Regions from separate parts of the Homo sapiens genome. Here region 1 is linked to region 2. Evidence: chromatin loops called from intact Hi-C (ENCODE). Cell type or tissue: IMR-90. All regions are shown on one strand. Links, peaks and the distances in the headings refer to the core of each region. The heading gives the core; the rest is flanking DNA. Region 1 overlaps YEATS2 (YEATS domain containing 2). Region 2 overlaps YEATS2 (YEATS domain containing 2).

What was found. Peaks named below come from ENCODE experiments on the same cell type or tissue, not always from the same donor. Only the 100,000 strongest peaks of a DNase experiment are listed, where the experiment ranks them.
Region 1: a loop joins it to region 2, with 1.8 times the contacts of the local background. A loop is called at or near these places in 2 of 110 quality-filtered maps.

What each region holds. Positions count from the first base shown.
Region 1 is chr3:183,769,310-183,777,999 of GRCh38, forward strand. It overlaps YEATS2 (YEATS domain containing 2), which reads left to right. Exons shown (of 31, transcript NM_018023.5): 16 at 2,996-3,254; 17 at 4,324-4,485; 18 at 6,606-6,814; 19 at 8,233-8,391. Among named protein-coding and RNA genes, the nearest start is that of YEATS2-AS1, 37 kb to the right of the region's middle. In IMR-90, for the core only: no CTCF peak of the experiment used is centred there; a DNase peak (open chromatin) is centred at 5,472; H3K27ac peaks cover 743 bases.
Region 2 is chr3:183,719,786-183,728,475 of GRCh38, forward strand. YEATS2 (YEATS domain containing 2) reads left to right here. Exons shown (of 31, transcript NM_018023.5): 5 at 2,106-2,351; 6 at 4,634-4,746. Among named protein-coding and RNA genes, the nearest start is that of YEATS2, 26 kb to the left of the region's middle. In IMR-90, for the core only: no CTCF peak of the experiment used is centred there; no DNase peak of the experiment used is centred there.

The DNA.
Region 1 (8,690 bases), core at 482-8,481, 50 kb after region 2:
TTAAGATCAAGGTCTCTGCCTTGGCCGAATGCGGAAGACAGCCACAAATGTCTGTCCTTTGGCTGTCCTTTGCTGGTCTCCACATCCCCTTGTGGATTATTATTCTTCAGTTGAAGTGTTGTGATGAGCAGCAACAGCTGTCATGTTAGCTAGGCATCCTATATACTTTTTCTCATTTTGCTTCATGATTCGGAGGGTAAATGTTACCCATATTTTATAGATGAGGGGATTGATGGTAAAACTCAAGAGAGGTTAAATAACTTACCTAGCTACTAACTAAAAATAACTAACCTGGAAAACCAGATCTGTCTGCTTACCGAAACCTGCACTGTTTCCTCTTTGTGACGCTATAGTTTATAATATTTGATTAAGGGACTGTTTTCATTTTATTTATTTATTGTTTAGACAGAGTCTTGCTCTGTCGCCAGGCTAGAGTGCAGTGGCACGATCTCAGCTCACTGCAACCTCCGACTCCCAGGTTCAAGCGATTCTGCTGCCTCAGCCTCCCGAGTAGCTGGGGTGCCCACCACCACGCCCAGCTCATTCCTTGTAATTTTAGTAGAGATGAGGTTTCACCATGTTGGCCAGGACAGTCTCAATCTCTTGACCTTGTGATCCGCCCGCCTCAGCCTCCTAAAGTGCTGGGATTACAGGCGCGAGCCACCATACCCAGCCAAGGGACTGTTTTCTTTATATCAGCTATATTATCCAACTGCATGGTAAATGTATTTTACTGAACTCACAGTCTTTGAACAGAAACCGTGTATGGTATAGTAATATTTTAATTTAAAACTTCTGGCCGGGTGCGGTGGCTCACACCTGTAATCCCAGCACTTTGGGAGGCCGAGGCGGGCGGATCACGAGGTCAGGAGATCAAGACCGTCCTGGCTAACACGGTGAAACCCCGTTTCTACTAAAAATACAAAAAATTAGCTGGGCGTGGTGGCGCCTGTAGTCCCAGCTACTCGGGAGACTGAGGCAGGAGAATGGCATGAACCCGTGAGGCGGAGGTTGCAGTGAGCCGAGATTGCGCCACTTCCTGGGTGACAGAGCGAGACTCCGTCTCAAAAAAAAACAAAAAACAAAAAAACAAAAATTTCCTACTTATCAGTTGAATATGCTTTATCATTTCATTCTACCTTCTAAATAATCTTATTTTAAAATTTAGAAATACTCTAAAATTCCAGTAACATATGTAGAGAATTAAGTAATCAATACCCCCATATCCTCCACCCCAAATTTACTTATTCATGTTTACTTCAGATCTTTTTTCTCCAAATAAAACATTTCTGATAAAGTTGAAGTCCACTTTGTTCTTCCCAGAGGCAACAAGCACTGTCATGGCTTTGATGTGTAGCCTTCCACTCCATGCGCTTATTACATGAATACATAGTCATAGGAAACGTGATGTTGTTTGTGTTTTGAAGGTTTACGTAAAAGATATTCCTACTTACATTTTTCTGCAACTCCCTTTTCGCTTTCTTATTTTTCCAGTCTGTTTACACTAATATATCACTAATATATATAATTCTAGTTCATTTATTTTTAGTATGACCTTTCGTTGTCTGTTTTATGCCACAGTTTGTCCATTCCTCTATCTGTAGACGTTAAGAATGTTGTTGCATGCTGCAGACATTAAGGTTGCTAACAGTTTTTGGTAAAAATAATGCTATGTTGGGCATTGTTGTATATGTTCCCTTGAACGCATGTATGTTTCTCTAGGATATATTCCTAAAAACAATTCCTACTATACGGGGGTATGTGAATTTTCAGTTTTAGCAGATGGGCCAGTGCCTCTCTGGAATGGCTGTCCAAATTTATCTTCCTACCAACAGTGAGCACAAATTCCTATTTTCCCCACAGCCTCTAGTAACTTCTTGGTTTTAAACTCTTTTTCCCCCAATCTGATGGGTGAACAGCACTTCCTATTTTGTCTTTTTTGCCTTAAGAAGGTAGATCATTTGCATTTCTTCCAACCTTGTGGAAGTCTGTTCATCTAGTTTCTGGTGAGAAGTTCTTTTTATGAAATAAGGTGCTGGGAGTGGGAAACACTGCTCCAGTTTGCCATTCATTCAGTGTTTAATTTAACATCCTACTGTTGACTTTGTTTTAAAAACACTCCTGAGTATTTTCTTAAAAGAATTCATTTTACTTTTGGAACTAGATACTTCTAATTTTCATTATTTGGGTACTGGGGTCTTTTTTTTTTTTAATAGTTAAATATTATTCTTGCCTTTTTTTTTTTTTTTTTTTTTTCTTTTCTTAGGGTCTTGCTCTGTCACCCAGGCTGGAGGGCAGTGGTGTGATCACGGCTCAGTGCAGCCTTGAACTCCTAGGCTCAAGGGATCCTCCCCTGCCTCAGCCTCCTGAATAGCTGGGACTACAGATGTGTGCCACTGTACTGGCTAATTTTTTTTTTTTTTTTTTTTTTTTTTTAGACAGAGTCTCACTCTGTCACCCAGGCTGGAGTGCAGTGGCATGATCTTGGCTCACTGCAACCTCCACATCCTAGGTTCAGGGGATTCTCCTACCTCAGCCTCCAGAGTAGCTGGGACTACAGGTGTGTGCCACCATGCCCAGCTAATTTTTGTATTTTTAGTAGAGATTGGATTTCACCATGTTGGCCAGGCTGGTCTCGAACTCCTGACCACAAATGCTCCTCCTGCCTTGGCCTCCCAAAGTGCTGGGATTACAGGCATGAGCCACCACGCCCGGCCAAACTTTTTTCTTTATACTTCTGAATTTCCCAAATTTTCTATTAAAGTAAATTATAAAAAGTAGCTGAGGCAAGACAACAATTGTTAAGCTTCTATTATTGTAATACCCAAGTGTAAGAAATACAGTTGCCGTTCACACCTGTGTAGGTAGCTTTCCTAGATGACTGAATTAGGCTGCATGTATTATGTGCAGGCCTTTGTTTTGCTCTCTGCCAAAACGGTGACTGCTGTTCTAAGAGCTCTCGAAGCACCGTTGGACTCTGCTCTGTTTTGAACAGGTTGTCGGGGTACCAGTTGGGTCTGCTTTACCTTCAACAGTGAAGCAGGCTGTGGCGATCAGTGGTGGCCAGATCCTGGTAGCCAAGGCCAGCTCTTCTGTCTCCAAAGCAGTTGGGCCAAAGCAAGTTGTAACCCAAGGAGTTGCCAAAGCAATTGTGAGTGGAGGTGGAGGAACCATTGTTGCTCAGCCAGTGCAGACCTTAACCAAGGCCCAGGTTACTGCCGCTGGTCCTCAGAAGAGTGGATCCCAGGGTTCAGGTAAAACGGATCATCACTGGGAGCCCTTTCAGCAGAAGCTCTGTCCAAAATTTCCTTTGCTAGTGATTTTATTTGCTATTTGATCTGGTCTAGGAAAGCCTAGTTAGGTTGATGCTGTAAGAAGTGTATTGAAATGTTTGTTCTTTTTTATGGGACATTTTACATAAAGGTCTGTGAGTATTTAGCTTTAAATTTACACACACACACACACACACCCACATACACACACACACACGAACAAATCATTTCTCAGTACTGTGGGGGATTGGTTCCAGGACCCCCTGCTGCAGATAGCAAAATCCACAGATGCTAATCCACAGTCCCCTGTGTAAAATGCTGTACTGTTTACGTATAACCTATGTACATCCTCTGATGTACTTTACTTTATATCATCTCTAGGTTATCTTAATACCTAATAACAATGTAAATAACAATGTAATAACAATGTATATGCTATGTAAATAGTTGTTACACTGTGTTGTTTAAGGAATAATGACAAGAAAAAAGTCTGTACATGTTCAGTACAGATGTACTCATCCTTTTGTCTGCCAAATATATGGATATTTTTTATCTGAGGTAGGTTACATCCATGGATGTGAAATCCACAGATACAGAGGGCCAATGGTACTTGCCAGTTAGGAGCACACATTTGCCCTAACTTTGACTTTAAACAAATGGGGGAAAATATGTAATCCTCCATAGACAGGGTGATTATTTCATTAATCGTCCAAACCACAGTACTTTGGAGAGTAAAAAGAGTCATTATTAATAATTATAGTGGGACAGGTGTAACCTAGAACTGTTCTGGGCAGAACCAGGACGTACGATCATCCTATTATATACAGATATAAAGAGCCTCTGGCAGGCTCTTCTGGTCTATAAATTATTTTTTAATTAGCAAGATATTTAAGAATATCAGTCTTTAAAGCATTGTGCATCTGGGAAACAAACTTTGAATTTATTGCTTGTTAGTGTTCTAAAATAAGAATTTATTGCCTTGTATTTTAATTTTAGAGTGTTGCCCTTAGTTTCAATTTATCTTACAATTTTTTCTCCTTTACCATTTTAGTAATGGCAACGTTGCAGCTACCAGCCACTAATTTGGCCAACTTGGCAAATTTGCCTCCTGGCACTAAACTCTACCTAACTACAAACAGCAAGAACCCTTCAGGAAAAGGAAAACTGCTGCTGATCCCTCAAGGAGCCATCCTGCGAGCTACGAACAATGCTAGTTAGTGAAACCATTGGGTTGAATCATTTGGTTCTTGGTTCTCTATGTGTGTTCATCTTGTCCATCTGAGGGCAGTTCTTACCTGTTTCAGGAAGCATTTCTGTAACTCTGTTGGGTGGTGTAATGGTAGCATTTGCTCAGATGGATTTAACACATACGATAATTTAACTAGAAGTGGGTTTGCTCCTCAGCGTTTGCAATCAGAGATGAATCACTCTGGAGAGAGATGGCTGGTGAGGCTGTTGGGAGAAAGCTGTCTACATGAACCATGAATGAAGTGGTGTCTGAAAATTATCTGGTGATACCTGAGGGAAGATCCATCTACTTATAGAAGCTGGAAGTCTGTTTTTGGGGATAGGTTGGCATAGGATTGGAATCGAGTGTGTCTGTTTGACTTCATTTAGATCAGGGGTCCCCAACCCCTGGGCCGCACAGCAGAAGTTGAGCATGGACGAAGAAGCATTACTGCCTGAGCTCCGCCTCCTGTCAGATCAGCAGTGGCATCAGATTCTCACAGGAGCGCGAACCCTGTTGAGAACTGTGCATGCGAGGGATCTAGGTTGTGTGCTCCTTATGAGAATCTAATGCCTGATGATCTGAGGTGGAACAATTTCTTCCCCAAACCACCCCCCGCCTCCTGTCCCAATTCATGGAAAAGTTGTCTTCCATGAAACTGGTCCCTGGTGCCACAAAGCTTGGGGACAGCTGGTTTGGATGTATTCCTTACTTCTGCTAGGTTTGGAGATGGAAAGAGAAATACAGACTCTACCTAGGTTTGTAAGTCTTAAAGCCCCATGGAAATGAGGCAGTTTATCTGCAGTTAAAGAAACTTTTGCTTTGACATATAGAGAAAAACCGTTTGGGCAGTGTTGAAAAGGATAGGATAAAAGGAAATTATTTCCCTCTGAATCAGAAGTAGAAGGGTACAGCATTCAGGGTCATTGGAAGTTAACCGCCCTTGCCAAAATGCAGTGTGTCAGCTCATCATCCTTGCGTTCATTGACCATGATGTGTCAGTTCCACTCTCACTTGGTGTTTTTTCCTCATACCTAAGCAGTGGTATGTCCAAAAGTTAAATGTGTAAGAAAAGGACAATGTAAATATTTCAGAAGTCATCCAGGGAGCTACTTAGATTCTTGTGATATCCTTGGTGCAAAAATAAACCATTGGGAAGGAAGCTATTCCAATAATCACTGGAATGAAGGTGGAGAAGGAAATTGGAAGTTAGTATTTGTTGAGTGAATATTCATAGTCCAGGTAGTTCAAATGCATTATCTCACCAAAAGAGAAGTAAAAAGACTTCAAGGCTTTGAAGTGGGATTTGAAAGGCAAAGAAGAATGGGGTCCTGGAGTCATTGTAAATGAAGGAAAGTCTTCATTTTTCCTGAGACAGGGAGACAACATCGAGCACTGTAAAGTTACACTAAATTCCAGCAATTCCCTGACATTGAATCAGATGCCCAAAAGTTGGGAAGCACCTAGCTGAGCACATTTAAGTGTTGATTAAAATACTTGGCTAGAGGCTGGGTGCAGTGGCTCACACCTGCAATCCCAGCACTTTGGAGGGCCAAGGCGGGCGGATCATGAGGTCAGGAGATCGAGACCATCCTGTCCAACATGGTGAAACCCCCTCTCTACTAAAAATACAAAATTAGCTGGGCATGGTGGCACACGCCTGTAGTCCCAGCTCCTTGGGAGGCTGAGGCAGGAGAATCGCTTGAACCCGGGAGGCAGAGGTTGCAGTGAGCCAAGATCTTGCCATTGCACTCCAGCCTGGCGACAGAGTGAGACTCCGTCTCAAAAAAATACTTGGCTAGAAAATGTCAGTAGCAAGCCTTCTCTTGATCTCCCACGACCACGTCAAAGTATCTTCATTGTACTCAGAGCCGAAATACAGTCAGTTGTCATGCAGTTGAAAGGAAATAGATTTTGATCTAAAATCTAGGAAGTTCTCCTCACTCTTGTCACAGGGTAGGTAGATTACAGAAAAGACGGAGGAAAATGGGAAAGAAGAAGGAATGGCACTAAAAGGGAAACATCTCTCTGGGCTCATTTGTTTTTTATGCTAAAGCTTTGCTTGATACTTTTTATGATGTTGCTGTCATTCATTGTATTTTTAGATCTCCAGTCTGGCTCAGCTGCCAGTGGTGGGAGTGGTGCCGGAGGAGGAGGAGGAGGAGGAGGAGGAGGCGGCAGTGGCAGCGGTGGAGGCGGCAGCACAGGAGGAGGAGGAGGAACAGCAGGAGGAGGAACTCAAAGTACTGCTGGCCCTGGAGGGATATCTCAGCACCTGACTTACACATCTTACATCCTCAAGCAAACTCCCCAGGTCTGGTTCTCTGTAACTGATATTTTAAATCATTTAGCTATTGGATAACTATGCTTAATTATAATTGATTTACCTTTACGGCTCTGGGATCAGGGTTCAATACTAACACCTTAACCGTGTTATCTATATCTATATCTTGGCCGGGTGTGGTAACTCATGCCTGTAATCCTAGCACTTTGGGAGGCCAAGGTGGGTGGATCGCTTGAGCCCAGGAGTTCGAGACCAACCTGGGCAACATGGCAAAACCCTGTCTCTACTAAAAATACCAAAATTAGCTGGGCGTGGTGGTGCACGTCTACAGTCCCAGCTACTCCGAAGGTTGAGGTGGGAGGATTGCTTGAACCTGGGAGGTTGAGGCTGCAGTGAGCTGAGGTCGCACCACTGCACTCCACCCTGGCTGGGTGACAGAGTGAGACCCTTTCTCAAAAAAAAACTATGTGTTTTTATCTTTTTTGCTTGCTTTGAGAGAAGAGGAAGTAGAGATTGAGAAAGATTTTAGTAACTTATCCAGGATCTTCCTGCCAAGCCAATGGTAGAATTTGGGTTTAAGCCAGGCACGGTGGCTCACGCCTGTAATCCCAGCATTCTGGGAGGCCGAGGCAGGCAGATCACCTGAGGTCAGGAGTTCAAGACCAGCCTGGTCCATGGTGAAACCCTGTCTCTATTAAAAATACAAAAATCAGTCGGGTGTGGTGGTGCATGCCTGTAATCCCAGCTACTTGGAAGGCTGAGGCAGGAGAATCACTTGAACCCGGGAGGCAGAGGTTGCAGTGAGCCAAGATCACTCCATGGTACTCCAGCCTGGGGGAAAAGGGTGAGACTCTGTCTCAAAAAAAAAAAAAAAGGAAAAGAATTTGGGTTTAAACCCAGATCTTCCTGCCTTAAAGATTTCTACTATGCTAATTGCCTCCAAAATCCATGAGGTAATAAACAGTATTAATGTACAGTTGAAAAGTTGCTCATAGAAGGGAGTGATCAAAGAGATGGTATCAAGTTGTAATATTTAGAGTTAAGTTAGATTTGATTAGGAACAGGTTTCCTCCTCGTCTCCTCTTGTCACTGAAGTCTTGGCTCTTTTTGAAGGAAAGTAATAGAATTTTGGTTCCAGATGTTCTTATTGAGAAAGATGATATCAGTCTGAATGATTAAATCCAGTTTTGAGGACTAAGTTGCAAAACATGAGTTTTCAACAGGCTGCTCTGTAACTACAGTGCAAAGTTTGAGAAGTGGGGATAACTAATGGAAGTAACACTTAGAGCACAACTATTCTTTTGAATTATTTTGCCTACATTGCAGAATTAAAGGGGAGAGCGTTGTAGCTTGTAACATGGGACGTTACATGTGATTTAAGGGATCAGAACAGCCCATCTGAATTTAACAAATTACCGATTAGTTCTTTATATTTTTTTCTAACTTAGGGCACATTTTTAGTTGGCCAGCCATCACCCCAGACTTCTGGAAAACAACTCACCACTGGGTCAGTGGTCCAAGGAACACTGGGAGTCAGCACATCTTCTGCACAAGGACAACAAACGCTAAAAGTCATCTCTGGACAGAAAACCACATTGTTTACACAGGTAAATACGCCCATGCACACACCCCAAATATGGGGTGATTATGGCATTTATTTACATATTTACATGTAGTTTCTCTCTTTTCACAAAGAAATTAAGGTTACATAAGAAAATGAACAATAAGGCCAGGAGTGGTCGCTCACGTCTGTAATCCCAGCACTTTGGGAAGCCAAGGTGGGTGGATTGCCTGAGGTCAGGAGTTGGAGACCAGCCTGGCCAACATGGCCAACATAGTGAAACCCCGTCTCTACTAAAAATACAAAAATTAGCCAGGTGCAGTGGTGCGTGCCTATAGTCCCAGC
Region 2 (8,690 bases), core at 447-8,446:
CACATAGCCTCCAACTCCTGGGCTCAAGCAGTCTTCCTGCCTCAGCCTCCTGAGTAGCTAGGACTGCAGCTTTGTTTCTCTAGTTTTTTAAGATTTAAAATGGTCCTCCTACCTTTTTCCCTCCATGATCCTGACTTTTCGGAGAAACCAGGCCATTTATGAATATCTCACATTTTGGATTTATGTTTTCCTTGGATTACTTTTTCATCCTGTTTTCTTGTAAACTGGAAGTTAAGTCTAAAGGCTTGGTTATTATATATATTATATATAGATTTGGGTTAAATATTTCTGGCAAGAATACTTCGTAGTGATGCTGTGTACTTGATATTCTAGCATATCAGCAGGCACCTAGTTCCAGGTTGTCCTGCTGGTGATACTAAGTTTGACCACTTGGTTAATGTGATCACCACTAGATTATTCCAATTATAAAGGAATGTTTTTTCCCAATTTAGTTTTTGACATGTAAATGAAAAATATCTGCTCTTTTATCCTAGTAATCTGTCTAAATTCAGGCATAGGGGTTAGGATTGACCTGAAATAGGAGTATTTCTTCCTATTTGATATTTTGATAATTTCAGCATAACTTTCGTTTTTTTCTCTTTTTACTTTCTTTTTCCTAAGTGTTTTCAGCTGGAATTAGTCTCAGCTGAATCACCTCTGGAGCAGTGCTGGCTCACTGGGAACCAGGGAAGGGCTGGAGGGTAACAGTAAATGGTGCTTGTCATGTTTAGGCCTTCATGTTACCCTTGGTGCTCTAGGGACACCTGGTATTGGTGCTGCTCCTGATGCTGTCTTATAGAAACTAGAGCATTATTTGAGTTGAATTTTAAACGGTAGACAGGTGCTTCTTTTAGTGTGGCACAGTTTCCCAGATGCATGTTAGAATCGTATTCATTTTCCTAGGGCTACCATAACAAATTACCTACCATAAGCTTCGTGATGTAAAAGGACGGGTTTATTATCTCACTATTATGAAGTCTAGAAGTCCAAAATCAAGGTGTCAACAGGGCAGTGCTCCCTCCTAAGGCTCCGGGGAAGAATCTTTCCTTGCCTCTTCCTAGCTTCTTGAGGTTGCTGCCAATCCTTAGTATTTCCCGGCTGTAATTTCTGCCTGTCAATGATGTGGCTGTTTTCCCTCTGTGTGTGTCTTCTCTGTGTGTCTGTGTCCAAGTTTCCCTCTTCTTATAAGCGAGGAGGACTTCATTGACTTCACCTTAACTTGATTACATGAGCAATGATTCTGTCTTTGAATTGTTAGCAGTTCTGATCTGTGCTATTTGATAGTCTGGAAATATGCTGATTTTATCCTCTTATGTTTTGATTAGGATTTATTCAGGGATATTTAGGTATGCTTTTGTCTCGTGATCAACCATTTAATTATTTTTAGTTTTCAGTGGCAAAACATTTATAGCTCTGAAAAACCTTTATTATTGAAATTCAAGAACTTTGTTGCTTTGAAAGACTAGCTTCTACCTCCTTTTTTCTCTCTAGAACCATTAGTTTAATAACACAGTTTTTAAAAGCTAGGCTTCCTAGGAACATAACTACAGTGTTATCACATAATAACAGAATACACTGTATTTTGTATGCAAGTAACTAAGACACAGAAAAATTCCATAGATGTCTATACTGAACTGAAGGCAAACTTAATACAATCAGTATTAGTCATTCAAAAATATTCTCTATTACATTTTACTCTTATGTGGGGACCATTTTATATATACAGCTTTTTATTTGTATTTTTATATTTCTTTCAGGGATATTTTATTTAGAGCAGTTGATATGTTTGTGTAAAGCAATGTGAGACTTTTAAAGTCAGATTTTATTTTCTGTGTTAACATATATTATTTCTCATTTACCTCCGGAAGACCCTACATCTCTAGCTGTTAGTGTTAGAAACTTTACATAATTATTCATCATTCTAGTTTTTGTTTGGTTGGTTCAGGCTGTGCTAAGGGGTTGGGATATCATTTTATGGATGTGGGGAGATTTTGAAAGATTTTAAGCATGATCCTGTAATAGATAAGGTTTTGGAGAGATCAGATTTTTGCCTGCTTTTGATGGATTTGATTAAAAATTTATTTGCTTGCTTTCATTTTTTGTAGGGATCAAAGACATGTGATACAATGGTTTTTAATCATCCTGCTATCAAGAAATTTTTGGAATCACCATCTAGGTCATCATCTCCTGCCAATCAGAGAGCAGAAACACCATCAGCCAATCATTCAGAAAGTGATTCTTTATCTCAGCACAATGACTTCTTATCTGACAAAGATAATAACAGCAATATGGATATAGAGGAAAGACTCTCAAACAACATGGAGCAGAGACCAAGCCGAAATACTGGAAGGGTATATAGATGGGTGGATGTGGGAGGGAGCCACAGGAGAAGGGAACTATATTTACTAAAGTATGCGCTTGTTATCTCACTGAACTGTCACAGGAATCTTAGGAAATAGGTTTGTTTTCCTTTTATAATGGGGAAACCAAATCTTTTTTTTTTTTTTTTTTTTTTTTTTTTGAGACAGAGTTTTGCTCTGTTGCCCAGGCTGGAGTGCAGTGGCAGGATCATGGCTCACTGCAACCTCCGCCTCCCGGGTTCACGCCATTCTCCTGCTTCAGCCTCCTGAGTAGCTGAGACCACAGGTGTGTGCCACCACGCCCGGCTAATTTTTTTATATTTTTAGTAGAGACGGGATTTCACCGTGTTAGCCAGGATGGTCTCGATCTCCTGACCTCGTGATCTTCCCGCCTCGGCCTCCCAAAGTGCTGGGATTATAGGCGTGAGCCACTGCGCCCAGCGGGAAACCAAATCTTGATTTGGTTTTACTTGCCCAAAAGTGTCAGAACTGCGAATTAAACCTAAGTGTTTCTTTTTTTTTTCTGAGACGGAGTCTCGCTTTATCACCCAGGCTGGAGTGCAGTGGCGCAATCTCGGCTCATTGCCACCTCTGTCTCCCAGGTTCAAGCTATTTTCCTGTCTCAGCCTCCCAAGTAGCTGGGATTAGAGGCATGTGCTACCACGCCTGGCTAATTTTTTGTATTTTTAGTAGAGACGAGGTTTCACCCTGTTGGCCAGACTGGTCTCGAACTCCTGACTTCATGATCTGCCTGCCTCGGCCTCTCAAAGTGCTGGGATTACAGGCGTGAGCCACCGCGCCCGACTTAAACCTGAGTGTTTCTAATTTTACAGCCTGGAGATTCTGTGCACAGCACAGCTCCTGGATGCTGTTTACGTAGGTGTGAAAGAAACCTTCTAGCTCGGCAATTCCGTGATCTTGCTCAAGGTCTTTCAACTCTGTCGTGTTTATTCTCTCGAGAGCAGCCGTTCTTCAACGGTTTCCTCTGTGAGACTTTATATTCTAAGATGCTTTAGTACTTTAGTAGATGGAGGAAATTTGACAAATAAACAGAATTGAAAAACATTGCTCTTTGATCATGCCAGTTTGTAATTTGAGCTCCCATCTCAAGCTACTCTGAACTTCTTGAAAAATATTTGGCTATAGAGTCATTATTGGATTAGAGCAGCGATTTTTCTCAGCCAGGTGTTGACTGTGATACAGAAAATTTCCAAGTTACTTTCCACATACTTAGATGTCAAGGGTTTGATTTATTTTTGATAAAAATATGTTTGTATTTATTTTTCAGATTATAAATTCATATGTGTTCATTTTTTGAAAATTGTTAAATACAGAAAAGTAAAAAAGAATAGAAAAGTTCATTCGTGAGGCTGCCACCCCCAAAATCAGAACTCTTCACTGTTTGGATTTACCTTACCTTTCCAGTATTATTCCTGAGCAAATATTACATGTGTTTTTCTTTTTTTTAGTTAAAAAGAATTTAGGAGGCTGGGCGTGGTGGCTCACGCCTGTAATCCCAGCACTTTGGGAGCCCAAGTGGGGGATCACCAGAGGTCAGGAGTTTGAGACCAGCCTGACTAACATGGTGAAACTCCATTTCTACTAAAAATACAAAAATTACCTGGGCTTAGTGGCGGGTACCTGTAATCCCATCTACTCGAGAGGCTGAGGCAGGAGAATCGCTTGAACCCAGGAGGCGGAGATTGCAATGAGCCGAGATCGTGCCATTGCATTCCAGCCTGGTTGACAGAGCGAGATTCTGTCTCAAAAAATAGAATTTAGGGCATAATGGTCATAGAAACTTAACATGTTTTATACAATATGTGATCATTTCTATATGTATTTATATAGCAAACATTTAGCATTTACTATGTACCAGGCACTTATTTCTCATTGAACAGTTTTGAATATTATAAAAGGTTAAAAAGAGGGTAAATTCCATTGACCCCTTTCTCTCTTTCTATTCCTGTTTCCCAGAAGTAACCACTGTAATAGTTTTTTGTGTATCCTTCCAAATCCTATTTGCATATTCAAAGCAGATGTATGTGACTATTAAAAACACACCGGGAGTTACAGTATATAAACTTTGTATAAATTAAGGCAGCATTTATAGTAACTTTTTTAATGCTTTGAGAGGTGCTACAAAGCCAGAAAATTTTGTAATTTTTTAAAAAAACTTAGTTATTCCATTTATACTTTTTACAATTTTGTGGTTTCTGTCCTATTGAAAGTTGTTCAAAATGAGAATGGATGTTGATTATGATTTTTTTCAGGATACTTCTAGAATTACTGGCTCCCATAAAACAGAACAGCGGAATGCTGATCTCACAGATGAGACTTCACGACTTTTTGTAAAGAAAACAATAGTAGTGGGCAATGTGTCCAAGTGAGTATCCAGTTGAATTTATTTTTATTTGTCCATTTGTGTTAATATTTTGGCATTAATACTCTTACAGTGTTACAGTAGGAAGCAGCCTCAGGGATTCTTTTTCCCAAGCCCTTAGTTGTTTAAAAAGTAAACCACAGTCTAGAGACTTTATTAGGGTAATTTTGCTCCTTAGTGAGCAAAGTCAGAATTTGAATCTAGGTCTCCTATTTTTCTTTTCCTTTTTTTGAGACAGAGTTTCGCTCTTGTTGTCCAGACCAGAATGCAATGGCATGATCTTGGTTCACCGCAACCTCCCCCCGCCCGGGTTCAAGCGATTCTCCTGCCTTAGCCTACCGAGTAGCTGGGATTGCAGGCATATGCCACCACGCCTGGCTAATTTTGTATTTTTAGTAGAGACGGGGTTTCTCCATGTTGGTCAGGCTGGTCTTGAACTCCCGACCTCAGGTGATCCATCCACCTTGGCCTCTCAAAGTGCTGGAATTACAGGTGTGAGCCACCGTGCCGGCCTTTTTTTTTTTTTTTTTTTTTTTATCGTTTTATTAGTCTTTTTATACAAATAGCCAGGGGACCTAGGTATCCTATTTTTCATTTGGATATTATTTTCTCTGTACTGCCTCTATACTGTGACATTTTGCCTTGCCTTGCACAGTATCCACAAAGGATAAATAAGGGGAAGATGTTTGTTCCAAAATATTGCTAGAGAAGAGGCAGTATAATAACCCCTACCCTTGCTTGTGCAGTTTGTAGAATATGCTAATTGTTAGGTATTTGAAAGCCAGTAGAGAATGGTAAATCCTCAGATACTGCCCTCAGCTCGAATGTTCAAATCTTCATTTTGTCTCTCCATTTACATTCCTGCATTTGCCATTGTATTAGTCTGTTTTCACACTGCTAATATAGACATACTCGAGACTGGGTAATTTATAAAGGAAAGAGGTTTGATTGACTCACAGTGCCACATGGCTAGGGAGGCCTCACAATCCTGGCGGAAGGCAAGGGAGAAACAAAGCCATGTCTTAAGTGGAGGCAGGCAAGAGAGCTTGTGTAGGAGAACTACCCCTTATAAAACTGTCAGATCTTATGAGACTGATTTATTATCACGAGAACAGCATGGGAAAGACTCACCCCCATGATTCAATTACCTCCCACTGCGTCCCTTCCAGGACGTGTGGGAATTCTGCAAGCTACAATTGAAGATGAGATTTGGGTGGGGACACAGCCAAACCATATCGGCCATTTACTTGTGATTGGCACGTCCAAAGCTGAAACCAGATTCTTCTCCCTGGAAAACCTATTTCCTGTTCTTTTCTTCTGTTTTGAAATGGGAGGATGTAAGTGTGATGGGTTCCTTTGACTTTTTGTTCTTCTTCAAAATCTTACTTCAGGTCTTTTTCTGGGACTCTAAGGCAAACCAGAGAGGTTTGTATCTAACAAGTCATTGGGACATGAGAATAAAGTAGATAAGTCTTTTCGGTCACCCATTTGTGTTAATACTTGGGCGTAATACTCTTATTATCCTGGTGTTACAGTAGGAGGAGGCCTCAGGGAATGTTTTTTCAAGCTCTTTGTTGCTTCAAAAGTGAACCAAGGTCCAGAGATTGGAGTCTCTGCGTTAGTGTGTCTGTCAGTCTTTCCCTGAGAATAAAATAGGGCTTGGTAAAAATTTCTAAGACATGAGCTCTTACACAAATATATTTCACCAATTGTGTCAATGTGTGTAAGTTTGGAAGAACTTTTGACTACTCTGAACCAGTTCTGTCTTTAGGGGCCTTAGCGAATTCCTAAAAATGTTGATTTGGTTGCCCAAACTGAGATGTTTTTAGTTTGTAACAAAAGGTTGCTGAGCAGATCTTAAAGGCAGAATTCCTCCAAGCTCCAGAGCCATGTACTTGAACAGTATGATCTCAGGCTGTCTTGGAGCAGCTTCATCATTTTTGCCAAGTGTCTAGGGGTAGATTAGGACGTTATAAATCCTCTAAAAACATAAAAATGTTAAGTAAATATTTGGCCAAGATGTAAATAGATGGAAGGGATTAAATTAATTTGATGGAGGAAAATTGATTGGCTAGGATTCTAACTGGTAGTGTTTTAAACTAATTTTCTCATGAAGTTTTATTTGCTGATCCCCTCCCTCATTAGGCATATTCCCTCTATGCTATCTCTTTGTGATTTTTATCATATTATGTGGCCATTTTCTATTTTCGTATATTTTTCTCAAATCAGACTGGAATCTCTTGAGGGTAGAAACTATGTCTTGTCTGGTTTTGTTTTGTTTTGTTTTTCCAAGACGGAGTTTTACTCTTGTTGCCCAGGTTGGAGTGCAATGGCGCGATCTCAGCTCACTGTACCCTCCACCTCCAGGGTTCAAGCGATTCTCCTGCGTCAGCCTCACAAGTAGTTGGGATTACAGACATGCACCGCCACACCTGGATAATTTTGTATTCTTAGTAGAGATGGGGTTTCACTGTGTTGATCAGGCTGGTCTTGAACTCATGAATTTGGGTGATCTACCTGCCTTGGCCTCCAAAAGTGCTGAGATTACAGGCATGAGCCACCACGCCTGGCCTTGTCTGGCTTTGTACCCTAACAGTATATATTTAGTAAGTATTTGATTGATGAATACATTGATATACGTATGAAAGGAAAAAATAAACATAACATACACAAACCTGGCGAAATTAATTTTAAAAATTAAAAAAAGAGAAGGCACAAATAATATTAGAAATACAAAAGAAGACGTAACTACAGATGCTGTACTATTAAAGAGATAAGAAACTATTAACTTCTTTATGCCAATACATTGAAAAATTTAGATGAAATGATTGTTTAGCCCCAATTTTCTTGTGGCCTAGTGGGTCTGCCTGAACTTCCAGGCCTGGCTTTTTCTGGGCCGACCTGTCTTGTAAAGTTGTCATCTCTCCCCAAATCAATCTGTAGGTATTCCTGTTAAAATCCCATCAGGGTTCATGACTTTCATGAGCTGGAAGAGTAAAGGGCCAGGATTGGTCAAGAACACTCCTCAAGAGCTAGGCTGGGCAACTTGGCCCCCCCATATCACTAAGGATTAGCACTAGGCATAGATGAGCATATAGAAGGCCTGACTATATTTTCTACATGAATCTAAGAAGGGGGCCTCATACTGAAATAAAGACAGGGCCCATAAAGGGGAGCGCTAAAGATGCTAATTTTACCATGATCAGGGTTTAAGGGAAATGGCACGTTTTGGCTTTCAGAGGGCAGGAAACTAGGTGCAGTCTTCTTGGCAACCATGAGAGTCACCAGAAAGGCGCAAAGCTCTAGCACCCTGAAACCTGAATGAAATCAACCCGAAGGCTAGAGCTTCCCTAACCTAGGAATAAAAATATGCCAGTTTATTTCCACCTTATGTCTTTATCTGGCAGGAAAAACAAGTTTGCCTTTTTTTTTTTAAATAGCACACCGAATAAGGAGAACAACACAAACTTTTAACAGAATGTCCCTTAAACCAAATTCATGTTTTATTTATTTTATTATTTTATTTTAGTTCATTAATTTTATTTTAATTTTTTGAGGTAGGGTCTTGCTTTGTCACCTAGACTGAAGTACAGTGATGTGATTGTAGCTCACTTTAGCTTCGAACTCCTGGGCTCAGGCAGTCCTCCCACCTCATCAGCCTCCCAGCAAGCTGGGACTACAGGTGTGGGCCACCATGTCCAGCTGAGTTTAAAATTTTAGGTGGGATGATTGTAGTTGTAGTTCACTCTTTGAGATTACTGTCTCACTAAGCAGGCATTGTCTTCTTCTATCCAATTGTTACCACACTATATTAGCTGATTTTGCTCCCCTCTGGAAATAGCTAAACATGGTGATGGGGTCTTGCTATGTTGCCCAGGCTGATCTCTAACTCCTGACCTCAAGCAGTCCTCCCGTTTCAGCCTCCTGAAGTGCTGGCATTACAGTGT